Regions from separate parts of the Homo sapiens genome. Here region 2 is linked to region 1. Evidence: chromatin loops called from intact Hi-C (ENCODE). Cell type or tissue: ovary. All regions are shown on one strand. Region 1 overlaps LDLRAD4 (low density lipoprotein receptor class A domain containing 4). Region 2 overlaps LDLRAD4 (low density lipoprotein receptor class A domain containing 4).

Region 1 (5,000 bases):
ATGAAGTAAAACTCAAGTCAGAGAAAGACAATGGAAAATTTTTAAAAATATGTTGTCTATTCTTTGTGGAACTTGTTGAGTATTTCTGCCAAGCTAGAAGTTGAGGGAAATCATGGATTGTTAAACATTAGAAACATTTTGGTGACAAATTCATGGCAACCTCAGATGTATAATACTGGACTGGAATACAGAATGAGTTGCTCAGGAACCAGTGTCTCCTCCAGGAGCTATAGACGTATTATAACCTATAAGATTTAAATCACTCCTCTTCTTAAAAAAAAGTCATGCCCTTCTAAGTGAAGAAAGTGGCATTCCTCTTTGCCAAAATTTCCTATTTGATTTCTTATTAAAAAAAAAAAAAACTTAGGAGAAACAACTTCCAGAGTCAACAACAGACTTTAGAATCGCTGTAAACACTTCTGGTAATAACACAATCTTCTCCACATTTAGGGTATTCAGCTTCTCTGCATTTCTACATAAAGCTTCTGATGGGTTTTTCTGTGTTGTGGAGTTATCCCAGAGTCATCAAATCTTAATGCTGAGAGGGACCTAGACACACTGATCCACCCCTCACCTCCCAGGTGAGGAAGCAGGCCAGGGATAATGCCTGACTTACCCGAAGCTGGAGAACAAATTACCTGTAGTGGAACATAAAACCCGAGATTTCCATCGGATCGAGAGGAAACCCTTTTTTGTCCTGAAGGTCATTCTAGTTGTGTACAAACTAACATCAGCCAGTTGGGTTATACCATGTGCGAGAGGAGAAAGGAAAAGAATGATTCAGAGAAAGGGAATGTCCTAATATTTTATAACCTTTGAAAAAACAGGGAATTTTAGGAGCCCTAAAACTAGGGGGGAAATGGAATATCTTAAGGTTTTCTGTGAATTCCAAACTTATATACAAAAAGGCTATGTTAAAAAAAATTTTAAGGACCAGTAGCTTAACAAATTTGAATAATGTAAACCTAAACTCGGTCAGGATGCAATGATAAATGCTCAATCTTAAGCAGGACAAATCAAGCCTCACAGAGACTAAATTTAATCTGCTTGGTAGAGTCAACATTCTACTAGTTAACAGGCAACAAAAAGTTGTTTTCAATTTCCCCTACACTCCTTTAAAGCCTTAGTTTTCACAGATACGATCTCAGTCACAAAATAAGGACCTATATACAGCATTACATCTCAGCTGTAAAATCAGCCTTTTTTGTGAATTGGCAAAGTAGTCTACATTAGTTATTTCTGTTAAAATTCATATAGCAACACTGACTCATTTAGTTCACACTTCTATCATTCACAAACCTGAAAATGGAGAGTGATTCTGGCTCCATCATTTCTGACATTAAAGTCTAGAACCTGCTCTCTGTACGGGTGCCTTTTCCATGTACTTACATTGTAAATAGCAAAGAGGTCAAATCTAGCTGCCAGTGACGTGTAAGCCAAGAATTAATGGGTTCTAAGATTAGCATAAATTACCATAAACAATGTAAGTTTACATTTCCTAGTACAGAGGTGACAACAATGTTTTATTAATTTATATACTCACTGCCTGTTCCCCTGCAAGGTGTAAGATATCCTATAATAAAAGGAAAATTCAGGCTGGGCATAGTGGTTCACACCTGTAATCCCAGAACTTTGGGCAACCAAGACAGGAGGATAGCTTGAGGCCAGGAGTTCAAGACCAGCTTGGTCAACATGGTGAGACCCCATCTCTACAAAAAATTAAAAAATTAGCTGAGCTTGGTGGCATGTGCCTATAGTCTCAGCTACTTGGGAGGCTGAGGTGAGAGGATGGCTTGAGCCTAGGAGTTTGAGGCTGCAGTGAGCCGAGATCACGCCACTGCACTCCAGCCTGGGCAACAGAGCCAGACCCTGTCTCTTAAATAAATAAATAGAAGTAAAATTCAGTGAAGATGGAAAATAATGAGTAAAACACAAAACATAAATCAGGAAATGCAGAGGAAAGAGGAGAGGAAAACTGACTGCAAAGAACTCATCTCTAAACCGAATTCCAACCAAACAAGCCACCACAGCCAAGAGGAAACCAAAGGCATGGTCATGGGACCTCACTGGCCCTTGGGCAGGCATTCCAATCAACCAGAAACAGCCACTCTCCTGCTTCTAAAACTTAACAGGATCTGTCACTCTTTTTATTAAAGGGTGCTGTTCAGCAAGGAGGAGGCTATCCTAGACACCAATTTTATCAAAAAGGGAAAAGGACTCCCCATCTTGTAATTTCCTAAATCAGCCTTCAGGGAGGTTGAAATATTCGATTCCATAAAGTGGTTTCCACAAAGTTGCCAAAACACAGCATCCAGAAAGTAGTGCTTTAGCTAATTATGAAGATAAAGCTTTGAGAGTTTTCAGAAATGAAAAGTCGATCCTTAGGGCGATTCTTCTTAAACGTCAGCTTTTGACAGCATGGGAACTGACAGCATGGGAATGCCGTGGGGATGATGCACGCACTCACTCCCCTGGGGAAACCTGCAGTGCAAGGTGCACATGTTGAGTAGGCTGCGAGACTGCACCGGCGTGTTATCAACGTGAATCCCTCTGGGAACCTGAGGGAGGAGAATGCAGCAGTGCTCATGCCTCACCTGGTGTCACAGGCCAGCTCCACGCTCAGCCAACCTCGGCGTAAAGGCACCGGCCTCACTGGTGACGCTCTGACCTCACTCAAAGACGGGCTGACATTCCCGTTCATAAACTTGGAACAAAGTGGAATTTACTTTGAAGGTTTATATTCTGTGTTAATGAATTAAGTTAACCCCAAAGCATTTAATAAAAGTCCTATCTTAAGTGGTGCTGCTGAAACCATAGTTGTCCTTCAGAAAGATGAATATGACATGATAAAAGGAAATCTGCCCAAGTAATAAGATTACCAGAGAAGAGCCTCCCGTCAAAGAGAGTAATAAAAAATGTTTAAAAACTCAATCCATTTTATGATATGGTTTGTCGCTCCCATTATGGTGCTGAAAAGATGATTTTAATGGGTCTCAAATTCTATGAGAACCATAAGTGAAACATGCAACAACGTGCTCTTAAAAGTCCAAAGTACTCTCAGGCTTCGGACTTACAGACCTGCAATTACCCTTCAGAGCAGCTTGAACAAATCACCCAACTTTCCATCAAAACACCACCTGGCATTTTAAAGTCATAAAAGTCCTTCAGGGCTTGAAAGGGTGGATAACAGTGATTCCCGTCTATGTTTATAACCAATGAATGAATGAATTTGCTTTTGTGGTTTTCTGTCTGTAAGATGCGAGGAGGCATTCTTCCTCACTTCTTACATAGAACAGTACCGAAAGTAGGTAAGAACCCCCTTTCAAACTCTTGGAAGAACAGAAATATCAATAAGTGCAATGGACATGGGAGAAGAGTTTGAAACGACGTCACCCATATATCAACAGTGGCTTTCTCTGAGGATGCTGGGGTCACTTTAATAACTTTCAAGTTTCTTGTGGATTTTATATATGATTTTATAATCAGGCACAATAAAAATCCTATTTTAACAGGGAAAATCTCTGAAAACCAAATGTCTATAGAACTCTAAAGCCATTAAAATTCATAATTTTAAAGGCACTAATAAAGTACCTAATTCCCTATGGCATCATCTAAACAGAAATCCTGACACATGAGTCCTTCTTCATGAGGATCAATGGTACTTCAGACACATTTCCTTTCCTTTCGAGAAATGTGTACTGAGCTCCTCCATCAGCATGGAGTGGCAGGGGTCCTGCTCAGCAGGGACACATCCTGGAGGGCAGCGGAGAAGGTGACGTCAGCGAGGGGGCTGGGGGGCCTAGGGAGCCTGCAGGCCTCTGGACAACCTGTGGCTTTTACTTTGTGTGAGACCAGAGGCATTAAAGGATTTTGAATTCAAGGACAAATATACTTCATTTTTTCAAAAAATATTTGATTGAAATACAGCATATGTGTATGTATGCATGTGTGTGTGTATCAGAAAGTCCAGCTCAATGAGTCTATGCAGACCGAAAAACACCCAAGTAACCAGCACCCTGATCAAGACACAGAAAGGCACCTCTGGGGGCCCTAACTTGCTTGTTCCGGGATCTCACTGTGTACAACGTGGTAGGTAGACTTTGGGCGCCAAGGCATCCCATTGTGAAGAGCCTTGTATGCCTTGCTGAGGCCCATTCACAGCTCTCAATCTGCAGGGTTTAAATAAACTTAGTGAAAGTGATGGAAAGTCAACTGTGCCGAGCTTTTAATACACCCTCATCGGGACTAACCTCGCATAACCTTCTCGTGATTTTGCTCTGCAGAGAAAGCAGCATCAATCATGAAGCGCAACAGGAGCTCCACGTCGCCCACTGACAGATGTGCTTTCCATGTGTATTGGAGGTCTGTGGGTGATGAGGACCATATCCACCTGGCAGTATCAACAGAGGCAGATGCACAGGTGTTGACAGCAGAAACGTGGGCCCCAAAATGGGAAGCACAAGAGTGCCTGGCAGCATTTATCCTCAGGTGTGGTGAAGGCTGGGCCGGGAGGCTCTTTCCCTCTGGTCAGTCCCTCATTCATTCATGCATCCACCCACCAAGAGCCCGTCACTGCCTGGGCAAGGAGCACGGCCACAGGCAGCAAGGGAGAAGTGGACAGTCCACCGCCCCGAGACCCAGGACCCAGGATACCGGCCTCCTTCCAGCTCTTACACTCAATATTCTGTGTATCCTCAGGCAACTCTTTATCTCTAGATTCCTATGATAAAGTGAGGTGCCTGGACTACACCAGCAGCTTTTCATTTTTCCTCTGAACAACTTCAGTGCTCCCTGTGGGGCCTCGCGACCTGCGGCAGAAGCGGGAGCTGCGTCAGGAACCCTGAGCGCTGGCTCAGGTCTGCATGCAGGGGAGGCTTCCCTTGGAGGGTTCACTGAACAAGGGCATCCCCTGGCTGAAAGGCCTGAAAGCCTCTTTGCGTTCTCACACCTAAAAGTCTTATGTTCTAAAAGTCCTTCGATTCTTATGATCAGTGATTCTA
Region 2 (5,000 bases), 50 kb before region 1:
CAACAGGTATTCAGCAAATATTGGTCAGTAAATACGCTGCAGAATATTTCTCCAAATAGGGAGACGGTGTCGTGATAGAGCTCATCCACTGGGTGACGTGCCTGTCTACAAGTCTCAGAAGAGCTGCAGAAATACAAATTATATTCTAATGTTTTAGAGTGATCGTCTACCATGTTAAATACATCTAATAATATGACTGCATCCAAGGGTGGGCTTAAGCAAGCTAGTATAACCACCAGGGATATTTAAATCTACCCCCAAATATCCAAATCGATTCACATTTACTGACACCCATTTGAAAAATCAAGGAAGATACTGGCACTGGGTCAGATATGTGCATTAGTGCCTGTCTCTCCAGGTGGGGGCAGGGGGAGTCAGATCTTTTTAATTCCTACAGAAGAAAATTTCTGTAAGAATACAGATAGTGAGATAGAAAGTGATTCGTTGGTCTTGTTTTTTGAGACAGGGTTTCACTGTCACCCAGGCTGGAGTGCAGTGGTGTGATCATGGCTCACTGCAGCCATGACCTCACTGCAGCCTCGATGCTCCAGCAACAGAGGCTCCCACTTCAGCCTCCCAAGTAGCTCGGAGTAGCTGGCACACCACCGAACCCAGCTAATTTTTTTATTTTTTTACTTTTTGTAGAGACAGGGTCTCCCCATATGTTACTCAGGATGGTCTCAAACTCCTGGGCTTAAGTGACCCGTCTGCCTCAGGCGCAAGCCACTGCACCCAGCCTAGAAAGTATTTTAACATTTTCTAAAGGCAACATAAAAAGCACAGCTTAGAACTTGTTCTCTAAAACTAATCCAAAAATACGTGCCTGGCCTGCTCTGTGTTTTCGTCTTCCTTGCCACTGGATCTCCTGCTCCTCTCAGCCTACAGACCCCAGCATCACCCAGCGAATGCAGAGGAAGGAGCCACACTTCTGAGGAGGGGAAGGAAAACGAAGGTGAGTCTTACCATCAACTCCCTGGGTGGGCTTCGGCCCCTGGGTTCACCTCATTGCTGTCACACAGGGATGGCAAGGGGCTTTTGCTCCTTCCCTGGATGGAGGGAAAGAGAACATAGACATCTCACGGGCCAAGTCAGAAAGGGACAGACCAGGGTTAAGCTAAGCAGGGGGCCCAGGGGTCTTGAGCTGTGAAGCAGATGGCAGGAGACAGAGCAAGTGAGCTGAATGTGGGGCCTGCTACTGAGAGGAGAGAGACCTTCATAGGACCAGGAAGGAGGGGCTCAGAACAGACGGAGCGCTAGTGAGTACTGCTGGGTAAGACCTGGGAAGACCTGCCCACAACACCTTCCTGTCTGAGCTGCTTGGGAAAGGGTCTCATTTCTCTGAGTCCCACTTTTCTGATCTGCAAAGTGGAGATAACGTCTACCCTCACAGAGATGGGGAAGATTAAATGATACAACACGCACAGTATCTGGCGTTTGGTAAGCATCCGGCAAACACATCCTAGCTTGCCGACTAGGGGCCAGAAGCCTGGAAGAGAGGCACAGCACCCACATGCCTCAGCCCCACTCAGGATAGATGTGACCAACCCCAGGGCTCCCACCCACCATGCTGGCTGAAGGCTCAGGGTTCTTAGCACAGCAGACAGGCAGCCACACTGCTGCGTGATGCCTGACATGACCCCCGGGTCCAGGGGTCTGTCCAGGCAGGGGCAGCACAAGTGTTTCACAAAGGTTTCCACAGCAAAGATCGAGGACTAGACTTGGAGATGGGAGCTTCAAGGAAGAGAACTCAGTTCTCAGCACACCAGTTAAAGCTGAGAGCCCAAGAACACAGTGAGAAACTCAGTAACTACAGAGCCGTGTTGTGGCAGGTCTGGCTAGATGCTGAGCCAAAAGGACTGGGGCTCAATATATTCTCTCTGTGGAGAGATGGGTTTGAGACCAGGGATAAAACCTGTCCTGAAAACATGCGCTCAGAAAACAACACCCCAAGATATGGTGCTCTGGCATGCTGACTGCTTTGAACAATGGAGATTGAAAGGCCTCAGAAATAAGCTCAGAACCAAGGCCTCTCTCCACCTTGCTTCCTTGCCCTCTTTCCCTTCTGAAGCATGGGGGTGGGCTCTCTCTGAAGGTCCCTCATCTGACCTAGGGAAGTTCCTCTGGAAGGAATGCATTTGTCTTAGACTCCCCTCCCTAGGATTTATATTAATCACAGAAAATTAACTCTTAACATAGGAGAGAAAACTCAAAGTCTCCATGCCCAGGACAGACTTCACCTATTCTTTCAACTAAAGGGCTGTTACCTGAGAGACTTAATCTGCATAATTAGACAACCTTTGTTCACAGTGCACTTCCACCCCTCACCTTCCCATAACTTGTCACTACCTCCCCCAGGGCCCATAGGAACTTAGTCCCAGTCCATTGTCTGCTCTTGAGTCCACTCATCTCCTCATTGAGGGGTCCCTCTCCACACAGACTGATGGGGCTCAGAGAGGCGGCCCCTGCAGTCCCCATGGGACAGCTCTGACCCGGCCCTCTCAGGCATGCTGTGCTCCTTCCCATGCAATTGGCCTCAATTTTCACTTTTGTTTCTGAGTGGTGATGGGGGGAACTGAAATACTCAAATGCTTGTAAATAAATCACCCTGTCTCATTGCTCAGCTGAGTGTTTTTTGCCAATACAGAGCTTCCGTGTGCTCACGCTCATGGGAGTCAGCTGTGGGGAAGGTGGGACGGTGGGGTTTGCACAGAATAAGCACATGGCGTGGTCTGCAGGGCCTCCTTTTTATGCAGCTGCCTGCGCTCCTGTCCTGTCCCTGGCAGAGGAAGTGTGTGCAGAAGGATCTGAAAGTCGGGGGTGAGGTGGGCAGCGGGTTCAGAGGCAACCGTCCCCAGGGGTGTGAGTTTGGCACTGGTTCTCCACCTGATATGCCCCCAGGCACTGCCCTTCTCTGCAGGCCCCCAGCCCTCACTACAGGCCAGGCTTCCCCACTGGGTCTCCTTCCTGGAAGGCAGCGTTGGCCTTCCTGTCCCTGCTTGCCTCCCCACTGTCCACCTCGGCCACAGAGACGCTCACTCTCCCTCCTCAGTCTGGAGAGCTCCTCACTGCCCCTGCAGGCCCTCCAGTCCTGTCACTTCAGTCACTCTGTCTCCCCCAGCCCCACTCCAGCCCTGCTCCGCCCTCTGCCCTCCTGCCCTGTGAGCCTTCTGCCTTCCCCCTCCTGCCCAGCAAACTCCACTCACCTCTCACGCTCTGTCATTTCCTCCAGGAGATCTTTTCTAAGTTGAAGCCTTCTGTCCAAGACACTCCCATAATGATGAATCTAACCATCCTCCCTTCCTAGAGGGGCTCATGGAGAACAGAACATGGCTGCCCTGCCTGGATCCCTTCAGAGCCTCAGGCCCAGCTCAGGACCCTGCCTAAGAGCAGGCACTTGATAAACGCCTGTTGAATGAATGAATACATGAGCCATGGTGTCCAGCGAGAGAACACTGCTGCCCCAGAAGAGGTGCGTGCGGTGGGGAGGGGGTGGAGACTGGGGGACAGGAACAGTGACAACAGGGGCCCAGTCTTGGGTGGTGGTCACAGCTCGAGGGCCACCAGAAGTCTTCCCAGCAGACGGGGCCATGCACAACCGTGTCACAGCACATGCCTCAGAAATCATGTTGCTGACAGCAGTCAGCGTCAAGCCACAGTCAGCGTCTACACGTGCCCCCGCTTCTCAGGCTTTGAACCTGAATCACCCCTTCTGTCCAGAGGAAGCCATCCACAAAGTTGGAGCATCAAGGTGAGAGCTGAGGCACAGGAGAGGGAAGTGTCTGCCTCAAGACTCTGTCCTCTTCCAGACACGTGTCCTGTCCCCGCTTCCCCAGCTAGGCAACCTCTCAAAGCAGGGTGTTCACTCTCAACAGGGCAGAAGAATTTGCCCATCTTCTGATAGGGCAGAAGATGACGGGAGGACAGCCACACATGTTCCAAACTGCTCTCAGCTTCCAGGTCAGGCTCAGCCATTGTGCAGCCCACACTGGCGTGTCTGTCTGTCTGGCATGCATGTCTGCCCCACCCCATGTCCGTCCCTAGGACATGTGCATCCACAGCTCCCACACCAGAGTTCCCAGGAAGACAACGATCAGGCCAGAATGCTGGACTTTTGCTTAGGTCAATGTTATATGTTTCTTAGATGCTGACACACTAGTCAAGGCTCTGGCTGACACGGCTGACAGCCAGGACGTGGGTTTTCACTGGGAGTCATGGGTGTCTGTGAGGCTGGATGACCTTCCACTTCCTACTCCAGGTCACTTATTTCTAACATTTGTCATCATGACCCAAATCTAACTTTAAAAGCATTCTTCCACTTAATGAAGCTCCAGTCAGAATTTATGACTTAATTTTTAGAGAAGTTTTAGGTTCACAGCAAAATTGGAGAGGAACATGCAGAGATTTCTCACGTGCTCTCTGCCTCCCACCCCCAACACACGCACAGCCTCCCACATGATCACATCCCACACAGAGTGGCGCATCATTACGCTTGATGGACGGACACCACCACTCCTTCATCACCCAGAGTCTGTGGCCTTCGTTAGGGTTCACTCTTGTACATTCTCACAGGTCTGGACAAATGTATTTTGCCATGGATCTACTGCTACAGTACCATACAGAATAGGCTCACGGCCCTAAAAATCCTTTGTGCTCCTCCTAATCGTCCCTCCCTCCCCGCTACCCTGGCAATGATCTTCTTACTATCTCTACAGTTTTGCCTATTCCAGAATGTCACACAGTTGGACTCACACTGTACGTAGCTTTCAGACTGGCTTCTTTCACTTAGTCACAGGTATTTAAGTTTCCTCCATGTCTTTTCATAGCTTGAAAAGAAAAAGCACATTTCTTTTTAGTGCTGAATATACTTCATTGTCTGGATGTACCACAGTTTAGTTATCCATTCTCCTACTGAAGGACATCTGGGTTGCTTCCAAGATTTAGCCATGATGAATAAAGCTGCTATAAACTTCCATGTGAAGGTTTCTGTGTGGACATAATGT

What was found. A loop is a pair of places that touch in the nucleus more often than their neighbours do. Peaks named below come from ENCODE experiments on the same cell type or tissue, not always from the same donor. Only the 100,000 strongest peaks of a DNase experiment are listed, where the experiment ranks them.
Region 2: it touches region 1 in a loop (7-fold over the local background); 4 of 110 quality-filtered maps call a loop at or near these places.

What each region holds. Positions count from the first base shown.
Region 1 is chr18:13,429,611-13,434,610 of GRCh38, reverse strand. All of the region lies in intron 3 of LDLRAD4 (low density lipoprotein receptor class A domain containing 4), which reads right to left. Among named protein-coding and RNA genes, the nearest start is that of LDLRAD4-AS1, 4.6 kb to the right of the region's middle. In ovary, no CTCF peak of the experiment used is centred here; no DNase peak of the experiment used is centred here.
Region 2 is chr18:13,480,083-13,485,082 of GRCh38, reverse strand. All of the region lies in intron 4 of LDLRAD4 (low density lipoprotein receptor class A domain containing 4), which reads right to left. Among named protein-coding and RNA genes, the nearest start is that of LDLRAD4-AS3, 12 kb to the right of the region's middle. In ovary, no CTCF peak of the experiment used is centred here; DNase peaks (open chromatin) are centred at 1,562 and 2,942.